2 separate regions of the Homo sapiens genome follow, and region 1 is linked to region 2. The links are chromatin loops, found by intact Hi-C in ENCODE. Cell type or tissue: HepG2. All regions are shown on one strand. Links, peaks and the distances in the headings refer to the core of each region. The heading gives the core; the rest is flanking DNA. Region 1 has its middle 120 kb from the start of SLC7A1. Region 2 has its middle 4.2 kb from the start of LINC00365.

Region 1 (2,802 bases), core at 290-2,789, 400 kb after region 2:
GGACATTCCTTAAAGCCACAGGAAGGTGTTTAAAATCCAGAGTCCAGAATAGGGAAGTCCACGGGGTTCCTCACTCTTCGATAGGACAGCTGGGAAGCCCAGGAGAATGGCATTAGTGTGGACTGATGGTTGAGGCCCAAGAGCTCCAGCTCTGAAGCTGATGTGAGGCCTGCCCCATGCCAGCTTATAGCTCACACTTCAACCAATCAATCACACTCCATGTGATTGTTCTTCAGGGAGACAGTAAAATCTCAGATATGCTTTATTCTGGATGAAATGTTGGGCCACAAGTCTGGAAGACTGTCATCTTGTCACAGTTTAGCCGGTGGCTCCATCCTGGGCACTCACCCCCTATCAGCCTTGAGCACTTTGGCAGGAGATGCACAAATATTTAGAGCAGTGTAGAGGACTGGCTTTCCCCAACAGAGGAGGCCTCCAACCACGGTGTCAGCGATTGCAGGCCTTACAGTTCTATGGCTGGGCGTGCTGGTGGCTGCAGTTTAATAAGGGGATAGACTTGGCCATTTACAAAATGTGTCTCTAGGATTCTGTACATCATTGACTCCTGCCCCGAGTGACCAAAGATGATCCCTGCTCCCCATAGGCTTACTGCCAAGCACAGGACAGCAGGCAGGAACGATTACTGCCTTCTCGCATTACTCGTGGTAAATCTGGTACCTCTGGGTGCAAGGAGCTGAGGACAAAGAACTTCAAGCACTCAGGAATAGGAGAGGTTGCTTCTGGCTGGGCAGGTCGGGGAGGTAGCCAGGGGACCCTGGGGTGGGTGTTGAAAATTATCCTGGGAAAGAGTCCCCGAGGATTCCCCTTGAAATGCCTAAGCAGTCATCTTCACTTCAGCCAAGCCCAGGCAGTGAGGCAAAACCATTTCTCTTATTTTGCTTTCTCCCATGGTCAAAGCCTGAAAATGCAGGGGTCATTCTCAAGTGGCCCTTGCTATGGAGCTGAGGACCCTGAGTAGCAGAGGCTGATGTACCAGAGACATGTATAGCCTCACAGGTGGCAGGGACCGGAGAGAGCCAAATGCTTATGCCCAAAGGCTACAGTAAGAAACATTGACTGTGACTGTTCCTTCAGTCCAAAGTTAACACTGATCAGCAGGTACCTGAGGTCTGAAAGCCATTTTATTAACCCAGACACAGTTTAGGTATGAGGCATGTGAGGTGTAAGAAGTGTGCTTACGATTTTTAAAGACTCCCTTGAGGAGTCCAGGAGGCTTGGCTAACAGGAATTCCTTCTGAATTGCATGGGAGTCAGCATTTACCTGCAATTCCAGATCTTCCCCACTAGAGTGCAGCAGTGCACAGCCAGCTCTGACTTCAGAAATCACTTTAATTTGGAATTCATTTATTAATAGAAATCTGTATACTTGTCTTTACAAGAAAAAGAAAAGGCATGGGCTGAGGCACACGTACCATAAAGACAAAATCCAGAAGTATATTACTTTAGGAACCAAAGTTATGTAACCCTTTTAAGCCTCCGTGAATCTGAGCTTGCAGGGGTTTGTGAGAAAGAAAGCAGAGCTTCTCAATTTTTCATGCTCATACAAGTCACCTGGACATCTTGTTAAATGCAGATTCTGATTTGGGAAGTGAGGGCTGAGAATCTGTGTTTCTAACATGCTCCGGGTGATGCTGCTAGTCCGTGAACCCCACAGACTTTCAGGAGCAAGTGATCAGAGCACTGTCTTATCCAGGGTCTTCACACATGCTGTTGCCTCCCACAAGGAGGGTCCCCACTTTGTGGCACAGAGTAAAAGTTTATTAAGCAATATCAAATGTATATTATGTCCCTCAAGGTGCAGACATGCACTGTCTGAGGAAAGCCCAAGCAGAAGGCAAATCCAGGATTGGCAGAGCCAGACCAAAACCTTTCTATATGTTCCCCTTGGGGAAAAAGAGGAGGAAATTGCACTTTTTATGAACGAGTTTAGCCTGGCTTCCTTTTGATTCCACACTCATTATGTACTACCTGTAGTATTTAATATAGTTAATGTAATGTTGATCATGAATAAAGCAGAGGGAGTTTTAGAAGGCTTGACCTTCAGGGTTAACCTATGGTGGTGGGACAATTGTTGGTGACATTGGATCCTTCTCTTACTCAGGCCTTCAAACCAATGGCTCCTCTGGGGTGACTTCGGTCAAGGTGAGACTGGTTTTGTCCTCTCTGTCCTCAGGTTTGACCAGGGGCTCTTCATGCTGCCCACAGGATGCGTGTAGAGTGCTCCATCTGGCCTCCAGGTTCTATGGCTCCTCCCTCTCCTCGATCCCCTGGACTTTCATTGGACTCTTCATACCTGGGAACCAGGTGGAGCAGTCTGCATGCAACCTATGGGGTAGTGTGAAGAGCACTTGTCTTTGGAGCCAAGAAGCCTGGAGATAACGGGAGACCATGCCACCAGGTGGCTAGCATTTGGCAGTTGGAGATGCCCTCTATTGACATCACCTGGGTGCTTGTTTAAAATGTGGCTTTATGGGACTCATTGAATTAAGACCCCTGGAAGTGGATTAGAGAGCCCCCCATCCCACCTTTTTTTGTGAGACAGTCTCACTCTGTTGCCCAGGCTGGAGTGCAATGGTGCAATCTCAGCTCACTGCAACCTCTCCCTCCCAGGTTCAAGCAATTCTCCTGCCTCAGCCTCCCAAGTAGCTGGGATTACAGGTACCCACCACAACGCCCGGCTAATTTTTTGTATTTTTAGTAGAGACAGGGTTTCGCCATGTTGGTCAGGCTGGCCTCGAACTCCTGCCCTCAGGTGATCCACCCGCCTTGGCCTCCCAAAGT
Region 2 (2,802 bases), core at 6-2,505:
TTGAAGATAAAGGGAGGGCGGGGTTCTGAACACTGACTCGAGGAAGTTTGGGAATTCTCGTGCCCACGTTCCTGCTAAGGAGTGGCTAGTGGAGCGTGAGAGCAGTTACTGTGAGCCAGACCCGTGCTAAGCCCCACATTGAAGGCATTTCGTGCTCCAAGGAATCCGATCACTCTCATTTTACAGAGGACAAAATCAGGGCTCAGCGAGGCCTGGTCATTTGCCAAAGCTTACACACCTAGGCTCTGCCAGAGGCACCCTTGTCACTTAACTCCCCGACTGAGTCCCCTTAACCTCCACCCAGAGAGGAGAGGTTCCCGGAGTGGTTTAAGAGATAACAACTCCCCTATTGACGGGGGCGAGGAGTAGGCAAAGTGGGATCCCCAAGCCATTGCCAGAGACTTCCGGGTTCAAGAGTGGTTCAAGAGTCCTTGTGTACAAAAAGAGCAGATAAAGAGTTTGCTTCAGGCACTCTCAGCATCAAAGTCACCTAACATTTGCCCAGCTTAGGGGGTGGGGGGAGTTTGGGGGGTATATCAGTTTGCTAGGCATAGTATAATATCATAGACTGGGTGGCTTAGACAACAGACATAGATGTTCTCACTGTTCTGGAGGCTGGACGTCCGAGATAAAGATGTAGTCCGGGCGTGTTTCTCCAGGGCCTCCTTGGCTGCCTTTTGCTGTGTGCTCACATGGGTTTTCCTCTGTGCATGCACTTGTCTATGTCCAGATTTCCTCTTTGTATGAGGACACCAGTCAGATGGGATTAGGGCCTACTCTAAGACCTCATCTTAACTTAATTAACTCTGTAAAGCTCTTATCTCCAAATACAGTTACATTCTGAGGCACTAGACGGCAACAGGATTTTTTGGGGGGGGGTGGGGAGAGGGGTAAAATTCAGCCCTAAGAGGGGTCCAAATAAATGTTACTTGTAAGATACCACACCTTGAAAAATGTGTGTTCCTATTCCGTATGTAAATCAGTCAGGTTTTTATTTTTGCACATAAACATCTTTCCGAAGAACAGAGAGCCCTGAGAAAAATGCCCAAGCACTCTGTACTCTGTCTATTCATTGTTTTTTAGGAGTCATGAGTCTTTGGTTTGGCTCAAGCAAAATCATGTGTGAAATCCAATAAATGGGAAGTCTTTATTGCTCAACCGCTTTTGAAAAATATCTATCATTGAGGCCAGTTTTTTTTTTTCTCCTGTCAGGTCTCATGATTTTCTACTGAAACCAACTCTGGAGTAAAAGGCTTACGTTGGCAGGAGAGTGTAGTACCTAAGGGCGGACGCTAGATGACGCCCCGGGTAGAGGCAGGGAGGAAACAAAATGTCTGCAGCCTCAGCTCAGGCTTTGATTCGGCTGGAATGCGTTCATTCATTCTTGAAGTTGGAGTTTTTCAATCAAAATGAAACCTACTGCTCTGACTCTAATGGAAAAGTCAGGGTTTTGTTTTGTTTTGTTTTTTAATGGTAATGAGCAGTATGTGATCTAATCGAGGAATTATAATTGATCGATGCTAAAGTGATTATTACCAGGAGCTCTCGTTTTTCTGTTAGACATCTTCAGTGGCTGTTCTCTTTAGGAGAGCACGTGCTTCCTAATCTCTTCCTCCCCTCGTTCCTGCAGGGCTCCCTGCCTCCCAGGTGCAGGCTCTCCCTCTGCAGTGGCTGAGCAAAGTCTCACGTCTCTGCTGAATACACCGGCATGTCTGTAGGCGGGGGACCGTGTCAATTGAGTTGTATGACATAATGTTGGAAAAAGAGGGGCTTCCGCAGAGAAGAAGATGAAAAGGTGCTTGTGACCTGGAATGCTTATTATGCCAAATTTCCCAGGCCAAGAACTGTGGCGCTGCATCTTAATTTAGTTCTGGGTTTGGAGCCGTGCGGCATCAGGATGGGAGAAATGGCTACAGAAATGACTCCCACAGCTTCTCATTCATTTGTTCCCCTGGGGTATTGCCAGGTTGGGAGAGGGAGGCTGTAGGTTACAGCGATGTCTCCTCCACCTTAGTGTACAAAGGAAAGGGCAGGACAACAGATGGTTTATGCATTACTTGAAAATGTTCTCCTGAACCGTCCATACTGTCTTTAGTCTGCGGGGTCCAGAGTCACATCAGGCTTATCTTTTAACACTGAGTGCTCTGCACTCTTATATTCACTGGGAAAAGCTGGATTGTGCAGTGATTCCCAATCCTGGCTCCATGTTTCACCATTCGTGCTGCATGGTCTCCAGCTATTTCCCGTCCCCATTCGTTCTTCGTCCTTCTCTGCCCTGTGCAGACCCCTAGAAGCTGTTCTTTGTGACCTGCTCCAGTCCCTGTTCCCCTCTCTTGCCCTCTTGCTTCTTAGCTGGGCTTGGCCATTGGATGGAAGGGAGAGAAGTGAGGGTGTCTCTTCTGTTCTCCCCCTGCTGGCAGTGGTGGGTCCTTCTGGGGCCCCAGCTCCAGTTAGGCAGCCCCATGCCCTGCTGCTAGCTCTCCCTGGTTTGCTAGAACACCGCTTTCTGCCTTTGCCCCTTCAGGCTTCAGGGTGAAACGGCTTCCAGCTCTGCCATCCCTAGTTAGTTTGTTTATGCCTCCCCAGGCCTCTGTAAATCATCTCTTCATTAAACTCTCTTCTGTCAGCCTTTTGAGGGGCTGGCTCTTCCCAGCAAGCCTTTGTTTGAATCACTGTCCAAGCAAAGTGGGATTCATAGCTGAACTCTTTGAGCCTCCGTTTCCTTCTTTCTGAAGTGAGAAAATTTATGGCTGGGTGCAGTGGCTCAAGCCTGCAATCCCAGCACTTTGGGATGTCAAGGCA

What was found. A loop is a pair of places that touch in the nucleus more often than their neighbours do. Peaks named below come from ENCODE experiments on the same cell type or tissue, not always from the same donor. Only the 100,000 strongest peaks of a DNase experiment are listed, where the experiment ranks them.
Region 1: a loop joins it to region 2, with 6 times the contacts of the local background. A loop is called at or near these places in 3 of 110 quality-filtered maps.

Annotation. Positions count from the first base shown.
Region 1 is chr13:29,712,535-29,715,336 of GRCh38, reverse strand. No RefSeq gene overlaps it. Among named protein-coding and RNA genes, the nearest start is that of SLC7A1, 120 kb to the right of the region's middle. In HepG2, for the core only: a CTCF peak has its summit at 1,307; no DNase peak of the experiment used is centred there.
Region 2 is chr13:30,111,631-30,114,432 of GRCh38, reverse strand. No RefSeq gene overlaps it. Among named protein-coding and RNA genes, the nearest start is that of LINC00365, 4.2 kb to the right of the region's middle. In HepG2, for the core only: CTCF peaks have their summits at 1,286 and 2,412 (motif pointing left); a DNase peak (open chromatin) is centred at 1,292; H3K4me3 peaks cover 1,866 bases.